Linked DNA regions of Homo sapiens: region 1 is linked to region 2. A link is a contact called in ENCODE Hi-C or POLR2A ChIA-PET data. All regions are on one chromosome and are shown on one strand. The core of a region is the stretch at or near the end of the contact, and the rest is flanking DNA. Distances in the headings are between cores, read along the strand shown.

Region 1 (3,743 bases), core at 1,244-3,743, 52 kb after region 2:
ACAACTTTTGCATTTGTCCTTGGGAGATTAGAAATTCTTGATTTTTCATAACTGATATTGTACTGGGTTTTTGCAGAAGCTATCTACAGATCTTGCAGGAAAAAGGAGACAGGTGTTTCGGAATGGCTGTCCTCCGCAACACCTGTCTCCCAGGTATGTCCTCAGTGTTAATAATGATTAATATTAAACATTCTAAGGGCAACACAAAGTTATCCTCTCCTGAAAGAACCCTTAAAGGCATAAATAGCCCTCTCACAATGTGGCTGCAAGAGCTTAAGGCATTAATCTGTATGTGGAGGAAAATGAGGTTTCCCTTAACCAGCTCTGGTGAGGAGTACCCACTTGCGTGTCAGCATGCTCTGGAATGCAGCCAGGCGTCTGCAGACATAGGTGTCTTGCAGTTGTGCCACAGGCGATGTGCATGAGTGTGATGGCACTGCCTTGATTGCAGGGGCATACACGTCTTTTTTTTTTTTTTTTTTTTTTTAATGAAATGGAATCTCGCTCTGTCACCCAGGCTGGAGTGCAGTGGCACAATCTCAGCTCACTGCAACCTCCGCCTTCTGGGTTCAAGCGACTCTCCTGCCTCAGCCTCCTGAGTAGCTGGGATTACAGGCATGTGCCACCACACCTGGCTGATTTTTGTATTTTCAGTAGAGACGGGGATTTCACCATGTTGGCCAGGCTGGTCTCAAACTCCTGACATTAGGTGATCTGCCCGCCTCAGCCTGCCAAAGTGCTGGGATGACAGGCGTGAGCCACTGTGCCAGGCCGCACACATCTTCAATAGTGTTTGTCTAATGAAACCATGGAAGCCATTGTGGACAACTTTCCACCCGAGATGAAACATCCTTCCACAGGGTCCTGGGCAGGTTCCTGCAGCCTCTGCTGGAGTCCCACTTGTCACCTAGAACCTGTGGCACATTGGAACCCTCTTGTTGCTAGAAAGTTCCTCCCTGGAATACAGCCTGCCTCCCAGGGAGTTCTCACCGGGCTGTTCCTGAGCCACACAGTTGACTTCCTCATAACCACACACCCTGAGAGAGGCGGCCACATCTCCCACAGACGTCTCATGAACAGGCAGAACTGACCCCGGGAACACATACTTTCTTTTAATGACATCGTTCCATGCCCTTGGAATTCTGAGCAACCTTCTAGGACCCCCACTTATCAGGATTCTTTTCCAACTGGGCTCTAGAAACTGAATAAAGCGCTCCCCATGTCTGGAATATCACACAGAACATCGGGACTGTTGCGCCCTTAGGTTGAACATCTTGCAAATGTTCCCAGTGAAGACTAATTGAACCCTGCCCCTCCCCTGACCTCCACTCAGATAGCTGATTTAAGCCTCAATGCAGAAGTGTCTGTCCGTCCCTGATAGATGGTATCTTTCGGAATTTTGTGTTGCAGCCCGTAGGGATTGTTCCAAACCCTGACCCTGTTTCCTTTCATATGATGCGTTTCTCCATGTTTTGCAAAATTGGGAAGCAGGCTTCCTGTGTCTGTATCAAGGCCCTGGTAAAAACAACTCTGCATTCGAATGAAGCAAAGGAAGTCTCCATGCCTCTGCCCCAGGGGTTGGTCTCTGTGGTTTTGTTGCCCTGCTGGAAGTGTCTAAATATTTAGAAGTGTAACATTGCCACTCTCATGATTTCATATATACTAAGTTTAAGCATTCATGATTTTGAGAGAAGGATAATAATTCCTGAACAGCTTCTTGCTGTGAGTATGAAAGTTCTCTGGTAATTGTGATTGGAGTGCCCAGCCATGTGTGCGTGAACGCCACACGGGGCTCCCCTGTAGGGGGGAATGGATGGGATGCACCCATTATCAGGTGATTTGGACAGTTGCCCACGTGAGTTGGGAGCCTGTTCCACCATCAAATGTGAGCCCTTACGTCATGAACAGGGAGGCTGGGGCAGGCTGGGGGTGGGTGGTGATTGAGGAACTGATCAGTTTCTGAAACGCATGTCACTTTTTATGGTGCTGAAATATACTGCCCTTCTGTCGCCACATGCAGAAGAGGATAAAATGCCCAATTCAAGGATTGCAAAAATCAGAGAGTCTATTCCAGATCTAAGACCCACACATGCAAACCCAAGTGCATGGCTCCCTGGGTACAGTTTGTAACATTGCCAGTGAAAGTCATGTCTCTTCATTGTGAGTAAATCACACCGTTAAAACTCTGAGTACGGTCTAGCTGATTAACGTCAGGTTAATCCAGATCCTTTATTCTGTATTCCAGTTACTCCCAGCTCCCAGGCAGTGATGGCTTTACCGGCCCAGGAGGTCCCCGGGCCCTGCTCATTGGATCTTTTTGGTGGGATACACCCCACAGAACACAGAAAACATTCCCTTTTCCGTATCCATACATAGGAGTGCCGAGCCTGCCGTGTACTTGATCTTGTCCCACAGAATCACCTGCCAGTCTCATCGTTGCAGGCTTCTCTCCTGCATGCACAGCGGGGGTGGTGGTGACCTCAGAAGCCTTTCCTTCTGAGCACTGCGTGACTGTCAGCTGTGGGAGTTCATTCTGAGGCCATGTCAGGGCTGACTGCACCGAAAAAGGAAGTGACCTGATGAGATCATTTTATCCAGTGGCACCCACAAAAGACACAGGACAGCTGCCTTCCCTCCATCCGCAGATGGGACTTGATGATTTTCTTTTTTCTTTTTATTTTTTTCTCTTTTGAGATGGAATCTCACTCTGTCGCCCAGGCTGGAGTGCAGTGGTGCGATCTTGGCTCACTGCAAGCTCCGCCTCCCGGGTTCACGCCATTCTCCCGCCTCAGCCTCCTGAGTAGCTGGGACTACAGGCATCCGCCACCACACCTGGCTAATTTTTTGTATTTTTAGTAGAGACGAGGTTTCACCGTGTTAGCCAGGATGGTCTCGATCTCCTGACCTCGTGATTCACCCGCCTCGGCCTCCCAAAGTGCTGGGATTGGGACTTGATGATTTTCATGGTCAATACAACAGAGGGGTGTCGTTCCTCTTTGAAGCGTTTCCCAACCGACAGTGACGGGTTTCTACCAGGGAGATGTTACGGCAGGCAGCGTTTTGGCTCTGACGGCCCTGTTCGTTCCTGCCTCCCTGGGATTTTCCATCCCGAAGTGCTGTTCCTCACTCAGCACAACCTAGAAGGTCCCACAAAAAGCTATTCTTTGGGGCTTATTTGCAAAGCAGGGGAACCCATGAATTATGCAAATCGAGGTCCAAGGAGGCGTTGTTGGCTTGTCCACCTTCACTCAGTTTTAGGGCTGGGGGGCCGAATGGCGGGGCAAGCAGAAGAAACATAACCAACAGAACGACATGGCGAAGGTTGTAGGTTCCAAAAAGGGCGACAGGGACAAGGGCTCGAGCTGAGGAATGCCTTCTGAGGACCCCATAGCCAAATTTTTGCTGTTTCCAGCCTCTTTTTGACTCTTCTCTTAGAACGTCACCATGCTAACTTGTGGTTTGGGGCCCACCCATGTTTCCTTTTAGGGTTCATAGGACCCCGAGGATCCAAAGGTGCAGTGGGCCTCCCTGGCCCAGATGGATCCCCAGGTCCCATCGGCCTGCCAGGGCCAGATGGGCCCCCTGGGGAAAGGGGCCTCCCTGGAGAAGTCCTGGGAGCTCAGCCCGGGCCACGGGGAGATGCTGGTGTGCCTGGACAGCCTGGGCTTAAAGGCCTTCCCGGAGACAGAGGCCCCCCTGGATTCAGAGGTGAGTGCCCCATCGGGGAGCCGGGGGCCCCATCC
Region 2 (6,895 bases), core at 4,293-6,792:
CATCTCTCTGGGCTGCCCCCTCACCTGTCTACGTGAGAATTAGACACACTCCATGGCTCCCAAACCTGCCTGTGAATCTTAAGTGCTTGGGGGCCTTGCTGAAAACATCAACTCCTGACTGGGCAGTGGCTCATGCCTGTAACCCCAGCACTTTGGGAGGCTGAGGCAGGAGGATGACTTGAGCCCGGGAGTTTGAGGCTGCAGTGAGCTATGACTGTGCCACTGCAGTCCAGCCGGGCAACAGCAAAACCCTGACTCAAAAGATATGTATTCCATATATATAAATTCCCTGTCCTTTTGTGGGTCATCAGCATGATGCTGGGGCGTTCACACTCGTGTGAGACATGCCTCTCTCAAACCTTGTTAAGATGTCAGCACATGACCCATCTCACATGAAAAAATTAAAAAGAAAAAAACAAGGAAAAAGAAAAATACATATATAAATTCTTCCCAGGCTCCTTCCCTTGACTCCCAAACTGCTAGACCAGAAAATTCACAAGGTCTGAGACTCCCCGTTGTTGGTACTTTGGCGGCCAGCCCAGGCCAGTCCTGGGACAGGGACCACTTCAGAACGATCACCCGGAACCCTGTTAAAATCCAGGACAGGAGAGGGCCCAAGTGCCCTGCCTGATTGCTAATGAGCCCCCAGGTGACTCTCACGCTGCCGACCCCCCCGATCTCTCTCAGATGCCCCAGATGCTCTCTGAGGTCCCTTCCAAGTCCAACATCTTATGAAGCCTTTGGGAAAATAATCAGTTACCAATGGCAAAAAGCAGAGATGTAAATGTGAAAAGTGATATTATATTGGTCTAATTTCAAATGGCTATCACTGTCTATAATCTGTAAGACTCTTGCTAGGGAATGAGGCTTGTGTTTGCGTATTAAGCAAGACAAAGGTTGTTTTTGTATCATAATGTATGAGAAGGAAATATTCTTTTATCCAAAATAAAATGAATCCATACTCTAGGTAAGAACTTTGGAGCCGTGTTTCTCTTTAGTTTCTGTATGGTAGAATTTTTTTTGTTAATTATCTTTTTCCCCTGTCTTTCTGTAGCAGCAGCACTCTGGGGGAATCTCAGATGCATTGTGCTAAGTGAAAGGAGCCAGGCTCAAGACTCCACACTGCGTGGTTCTATTTCTGTGAGTGTCTAGAAAAGGCAAACTACATGGAGGGAGAAACATGAGGGTTGGACCGAGGTTTGGAGAAGGGAGCATTTGATAACAAAGGGGCAACACCCAGAATGTTGGGTGATATGGAGCTTTGCTGTCTCTTGCTGATAGTGGTGGTTACACAACTCTGTTATTTGTTGTGTCTGTTAATGACACACCAAATAACACACCAAAAAAAGTGAATTTTATTGTATGTAAATTAAAAGATAAAATTTTTTTAAAGGAGTAAGAAAATGAAGTCAAAATAAAATTAACAGTTAACTAGGCAGTAGCCAAAGGAGGAGAAGGACAATGGTGGTTATCAAGCATTTTGTAACAACAGAAAAGGTGGAGTTCTATTTAAAGCATGTCCTATTCAGGAACATTTCAAATAAAGATAAGAGGGGAAAAAAGCTGTGCATCACAGCCAGTTCAAACCCCCTCCCCATGCCCACTGCCCCACTTTTGGCTCGTAACCTTTTTTCTTACTTGGCCAATGTGGTGTGTGTTTGTATTATCGTAGCGGAACCAACTCAATATAATGCTAACTTAAAGAATTTTTTTTTCTCTCATATATATAGACCGCTTTTCAGTCTAAATGCAAAATAGATATAACTCTTGGTCCTGTCCCTGGGCTGTGCCACAGATCCTGAGCAGTCACCCTGGAAGACAGGCGGCCTGCTTGCTCAACTCACCGGGAGCCCGCCTTTGGAAGGCCACCCACACGCCTTTCCTCTCTGCTTCCACCTGGGGCAGACTCTGCAGGGCTGTTAGCTGCTTACTACCTGCAGAGGCCCCATGGGGTAATGACAGTCACATGGCACAATGGGAACACACCATCTCAGCCATGAGTCATGCCATGCTCTTGGGTGTGAAGATGACCTAAGAATACCAGGAAAATATTGGCACGTGCCATTGGCACATGAAAATTAGTAACCTGCGCCTGTGAGTGAGGTCGTAAGTATAGACAATTAGCTCTTTTAATTGCCAATCATCGTGTGATCCTGGTAGCTCAGTAGTTGCCGCCTATGCTAATTGTCACTCTCTAACCGTGTAAGTGGAGGCCACCAGCACAGCATCCGTAACCTCTTCATGACATCCAGGCTGCATGAGGGTGATGCTCTGAGCATTGACACATTGCATGTCAGCAGTGCTAAATTAGAAAGAGCGTTTCATACCCATTCGCGGCCTGACAGCCAAAGCTCTCTGCATGCTGCCTGCAGCTCCAGAATCTGCTTCCTCCTGGCCCTTTCCTCAGGTGCAGTCTGGGCTCTCAGGGCCCTGAACTCATCCACAATCAGACTCCAAGTCTTCTTAGAGGACAAGCAGGCTTAGGAAATCACATCAGTCTATTACACAATGATTCACATTTAGACAAATGAAATGCATTTATTGCTAAAAGCACAGAGGTAATAAAAGGCTTTCCCAGAAAATCAACTTTTCCAACACATGCCAGGCAAAATCATATCCAGAATATAAAAAGTTTGGGCTAAAAGCCATTGAGCACAACCACCCATGTGCTGCCTATTTTTAGAATAAGGAGCAGGGGTTTTCAGACACTGATACTATGGGTGGGGAAGAGGAGATCATCCACTTTTTCTCTGCTTTAAAATGTACATCTACCCCAGTCAAATCATTTCAGATAAAACTATATAATAGCATCTTAGAATTATAGGTGGTACCTTCTGGGATTTGAAAATTTGTCTATAGAGATAAAGCATGACAGAAACCAGTGGCTTCCCAGACTTCGCCTTCACTCCTGAATCTAATTCGGTCCTGACCCACTTTCAGTTCTGCTGCCCTGTGGGCTGTGTCCCAGACAGTTTTCGAAATTTCTGTCAGTATCACCATCAGACAGACCAGATTCCATACAAGGAAAGCTAGGTCTTGGTTTCTTCAGATTATTTCCCTGGCAGACTTTTCTTTTTTTTTTTTTTGAGACAGAGTCTCACTCTGTTGCCAGGCTGGAGTGCAGTGGCACGATCTTGGCTCACTGCAAGCTCCGCCTCCTGGGTTCACGCCATTCTTCTGCCTCAACCTCCCGAGTAGCTGGGGCTACAGGAGCCCACCACCACGCCTGGCTCATTTTTGTATTTTTAGTAGAGGCAAGGTTTCACCATGTTGGCCAGTGATCCGCCTGCCTCAGCCTCCCAAAGTGCTGGGATTACAGGCATGAGCCATCCCGCCCAGCCCCTGGCAGACATTTTTAAAAAGCATTCGGCTAAGTGTTTTTTTCCAAATGTCACTTTAAAGGTGTAGACTCTCCTTCCTTTTCGAACTGTTCTCTATCACATAAGCTCATTTGCAGGAAAACCTGGAAGGGACATAATCTCGGTCGCCGGGCAACATGCCTGTGATGTCACAGCTTGTCTTCTTCATCTTTGCCTTTACTCAGCTCCTCTTTTGTTTGTTTGTTTTTAGGTCAAGGTTATTGAGGCATAATTGACATGCAAGTCATTGAATATTGACAAATGTATACAGCGATAGAACCACCAGAATCATGCTATGGAGAAGGTCCATTACCCCAGAAACTTTCCTTGTGCCCTCTCAGTTAGTCCCTCCCCTCCACCTCCAGTCCTGGCAGCCACTCATCTGTTTTCTGTCTTTAGTTTCGCCTTTTCTAGAATGTCATAAAAATAGCATCAGACAGTAAGTAGCATTTTGTGTCTGGCTTCCTTCACATAGCAGAATGCCTTTGAGATTCAGCCTCAACTGCTGCACACATCGGGCATTTTGTTCATTTTTATTGCCAAATAGCAATCCCAGGAGTGAGCTAATTTAATAAAACCAGGATGAACATTCTCATACAGGTCTCGGTGTGGATATAGGCCTTCGTTTCTCTTAGGTATATACCTAGGAGTGGGATTGTTGGGTCCTGTGAACTTTAGAAGAAATTGCCAAACTGTCTTCCAAAGAGGCTGCACCCTTTTGCGTTCCTGCCGGCAGCCCATGGAATTCGAGGTGCCATCCTTCCCAGCTCTTGGCGTGGCCACCTTTTTCTGTGTATGTTCACCATTTGAGTCCATCACAGTTATATCTCTCTGTGGATTTAATTTGCTTTTCCCTAATGACCACTGAAGTTTAGCATCTTTTCATGTGTACAACTTATTTGGTGCAGTGTCTGCTCAAATCTTTTGCCAAATTTTGCAGTTGGATTGTTCATATCTTTAGTATTGAGTTTTGAGAGTTCTTTATATGTTCCGGAAGAAGTTGTTTATCAGATATGTGTTTTGCAAATATGTCTCCCAGTCTGTCCCCTGCCTTTTTATTTTTAACTGTATCTTTTGACAATCAAACTTTTTAAATCTAGCTAACTTTTTCTTTTATAGGTTGTAATCTTTGTGTCTTATCTAAGAAAGCTTTGCCTAATCCAAAGTCACAAAGATTTTCCCCTGTGTTTTCTTCTAGAAGCGATACAGCTTTAGCTCTTACATTTAGGTCCATTTGGAGTAAATGTCTGTATATCAAGTGACATAAAGGTGAAGGTGTGTTTCTTTACATGTGGATGTTACTTACTTTGTATTGACATTAGTGCTACAGTCTGCATCACATAATTTTGGAGGGCAGAAATTCCAAGGGTCCATATAGTTCTACCTCATATAACTGAAATTCTTAATAAAGAATAGTACCCAGGGGTGGGACAAATGTTTTATATACTAAATAAGGAGACAGAGATAGAAAGTGTCCAACTTAACCTCAGCTCTGTGTTGCATGGAATAGGCTGCTGATAGTTATCTGTGTAATATACTGTACAAATACTAGCCTTTACATTATTGTTACCTTGGAACATGCTACTAATTTCATCTTGCCAGGGTAGTCTAAAAATTGCTCAGAAATGCTAACTGACCATCCTCAAAATCAACGAATATTTCTAAATTTTGGCCGGTGGAATTATTTTTCTAGAGCCTAAAAAGTAGTCCTTTCCACCTTTTGGGACATTTTACGTATTTGAAATGTGTGGCAAAGAGCTCACAGAAATTAACTAGGTCTTAGGTTGGAATCCCCGGAGGATCACCAGGAATTGCAGCCTTGGACAGGCCTTGAAGGTCTGGAACACACTGCGGAAGGGAGGGAGGGTCCGCCCTGGGGAATGGAGAGGATATGGGCGTCTGCTGGGCGCCAGTGCCCATAAAAGGTGAGACAGGAAGAGTCCGCTTAGGAAGGAGAAGGGATTTCCTACTATTCAGATTTCGGCTGGTAAGTCATGAAAAGCTCATTCTTATTCTACCAGTAAAATACTGTACTGTAGATTAAAAATCCTGATGTGTAGTGAAGCCAGTTTTATCCTGGGCAACACTGTTTTTATCCTTCTCTGATAAATGAAACTCTTTCTACTCCCTTACCCAGGGAATATTTTAAGGTTAATGAACAATGAATGGAAACCACAGGGTTGTGTGATGTGGGGCCCTGATGCGTCATCCATCTGTCCACCTTTGTTTAAGTCTGAAGCTGTAGGGCTACACTGCGTGTGCCCGTATCTGATCATCTTTTGCCTCTTTTCTCAGAAGTGAAATTCCCCAATTGATGAATGCGGGAGTGTCGGGACCCTGAGCGCATTCTCTCCACGGTCGTGGTATTTGAGTAATGTGGGTTCAAGTCTGGATTTGTTGCCTTTTCAGACTGCAGCTTCCAAAACCAGCCCGGATGGCCCATGTGCGCACCAGCCATGACTTCAGAGAGGGAAAACAATGGGCAGCCCCCGCGCCCCGTCCTCACGATAGTCAAAATGGAGTCTGTCTTGTAGATATCACTGAAGTATAAGGCCAAGACTGATTGAATTAGAGATAATATTTAACCCACATAAATACTCTTATGTTCCTCTGCATGACCCAGTAAGCCAGACCTTTCTACTGAGCCCCAACTCCATGCTTAAGAGGTTTTTCTTATTGAAAGTCACCTATCTCTTCCCTCAGGAATGCCAGGATGGGGGTTATGGTGGTCTCGTGCATTGGTTCTCAAACTGTTATGTACCAAGGAGTATCCTGGGGATCAGTTCAAATGCAGATTCAGGAGTTCTGGGGCCAGGCCTGAGACTCTGCATTTATAGCAAGCCCCCAGGTGACGCCGACACAGACCTCCCTTGGAGCAGTAAGGGCCTGGTGGAGTCAGCCAGCTCCCCAGATCTGAGTGCACCCCGGCCAGCCCTGACACTGGTCCCATCTGAGCCCCTGTCCTCTCTCCTCTCCACTGGAGTTCGTGTCACTACATGCAGTTGCCGTGGGGACAAAATGAGAGAAACCATATTTAAAACTTGTAACAACGCATCATCTCAAAAGATAGAAGCAGTTCAACGATACTGTTCATTATCCTGTTTCTTAGGAAATAGTACCTCTACATGGTCTGGTGGTGGGAGCAGGGCGGGGGGCAGGGGACATGACATTACCACTCCTGTCCACAGCGTCTCCTGGCTTCTGAGTACTTTGTGGAAATATTTTTCTCAAGGATGTTGGAGGAATATTAGGAGCTTTAGAAATTTAGGAGCTTTTGAGATTTATGCAAAGACATTTAAACTAGACTCTTTTCACTTTCTGGGAGTAATTTTTATTTTTAATGTCACTTATCACAAAAGGAAAGAAAGAGATGAAAATAACTTTTCCTGTCGGGACTTTTTGACTGAGGATGGAAGTTGATAAGGACGATGATTAGCACAGAGGAAAACCCTTGGCATGTACCTGGTCCTCCCAGCTGCTCTTTATAGATGCACCACACTTCCTTAGTGGGCAGGAAATCCTGGGGAGAAGCTCCA

The links. Hi-C counts contacts between places; a loop is a spot of excess contacts on that map. ChIA-PET counts read pairs that join two places held with the same protein, here RNA polymerase II (POLR2A). Pooled maps may share reads with other maps.
Region 1: a loop to region 2 is called in a map with no recorded cell type, with 6 times the contacts of the local background. The contact joins two enhancer-like sites. A Hi-C loop is called at or near these places in 2 of 37 single-sample maps with no recorded cell type and 4 of 50 pooled maps. POLR2A ChIA-PET finds 5 or more read pairs at or near these places in 1 of 52 experiments (activated B cell).

Annotation. Positions count from the first base shown.
Region 1 is chr13:110,469,443-110,473,185 of GRCh38, forward strand. It overlaps COL4A2 (collagen type IV alpha 2 chain), which reads left to right. Exons shown (of 48, transcript NM_001846.4): 29 at 3,487-3,708. Among named protein-coding and RNA genes, the nearest start is that of COL4A2-AS2, 8.0 kb to the left of the region's middle. RefSeq lists a silencer at 289-494 and enhancers at 2,064-2,163, 2,234-2,473, 2,484-2,533, 2,654-2,793, 3,522-3,743. Within about 2 kb of position 2,494, at least 11 of the 41 ENCODE cell types and tissues checked have a DNase peak (open chromatin) inside an H3K27ac peak, as active enhancers do.
Region 2 is chr13:110,413,914-110,420,808 of GRCh38, forward strand. All of the region lies in intron 4 of COL4A2 (collagen type IV alpha 2 chain), which reads left to right. It overlaps LOC124903267 (small nucleolar RNA U13), which reads left to right and starts at 292; the gene lies at 292-393. Within about 2 kb of position 5,543, at least 8 of the 41 ENCODE cell types and tissues checked have a DNase peak (open chromatin) inside an H3K27ac peak, as active enhancers do.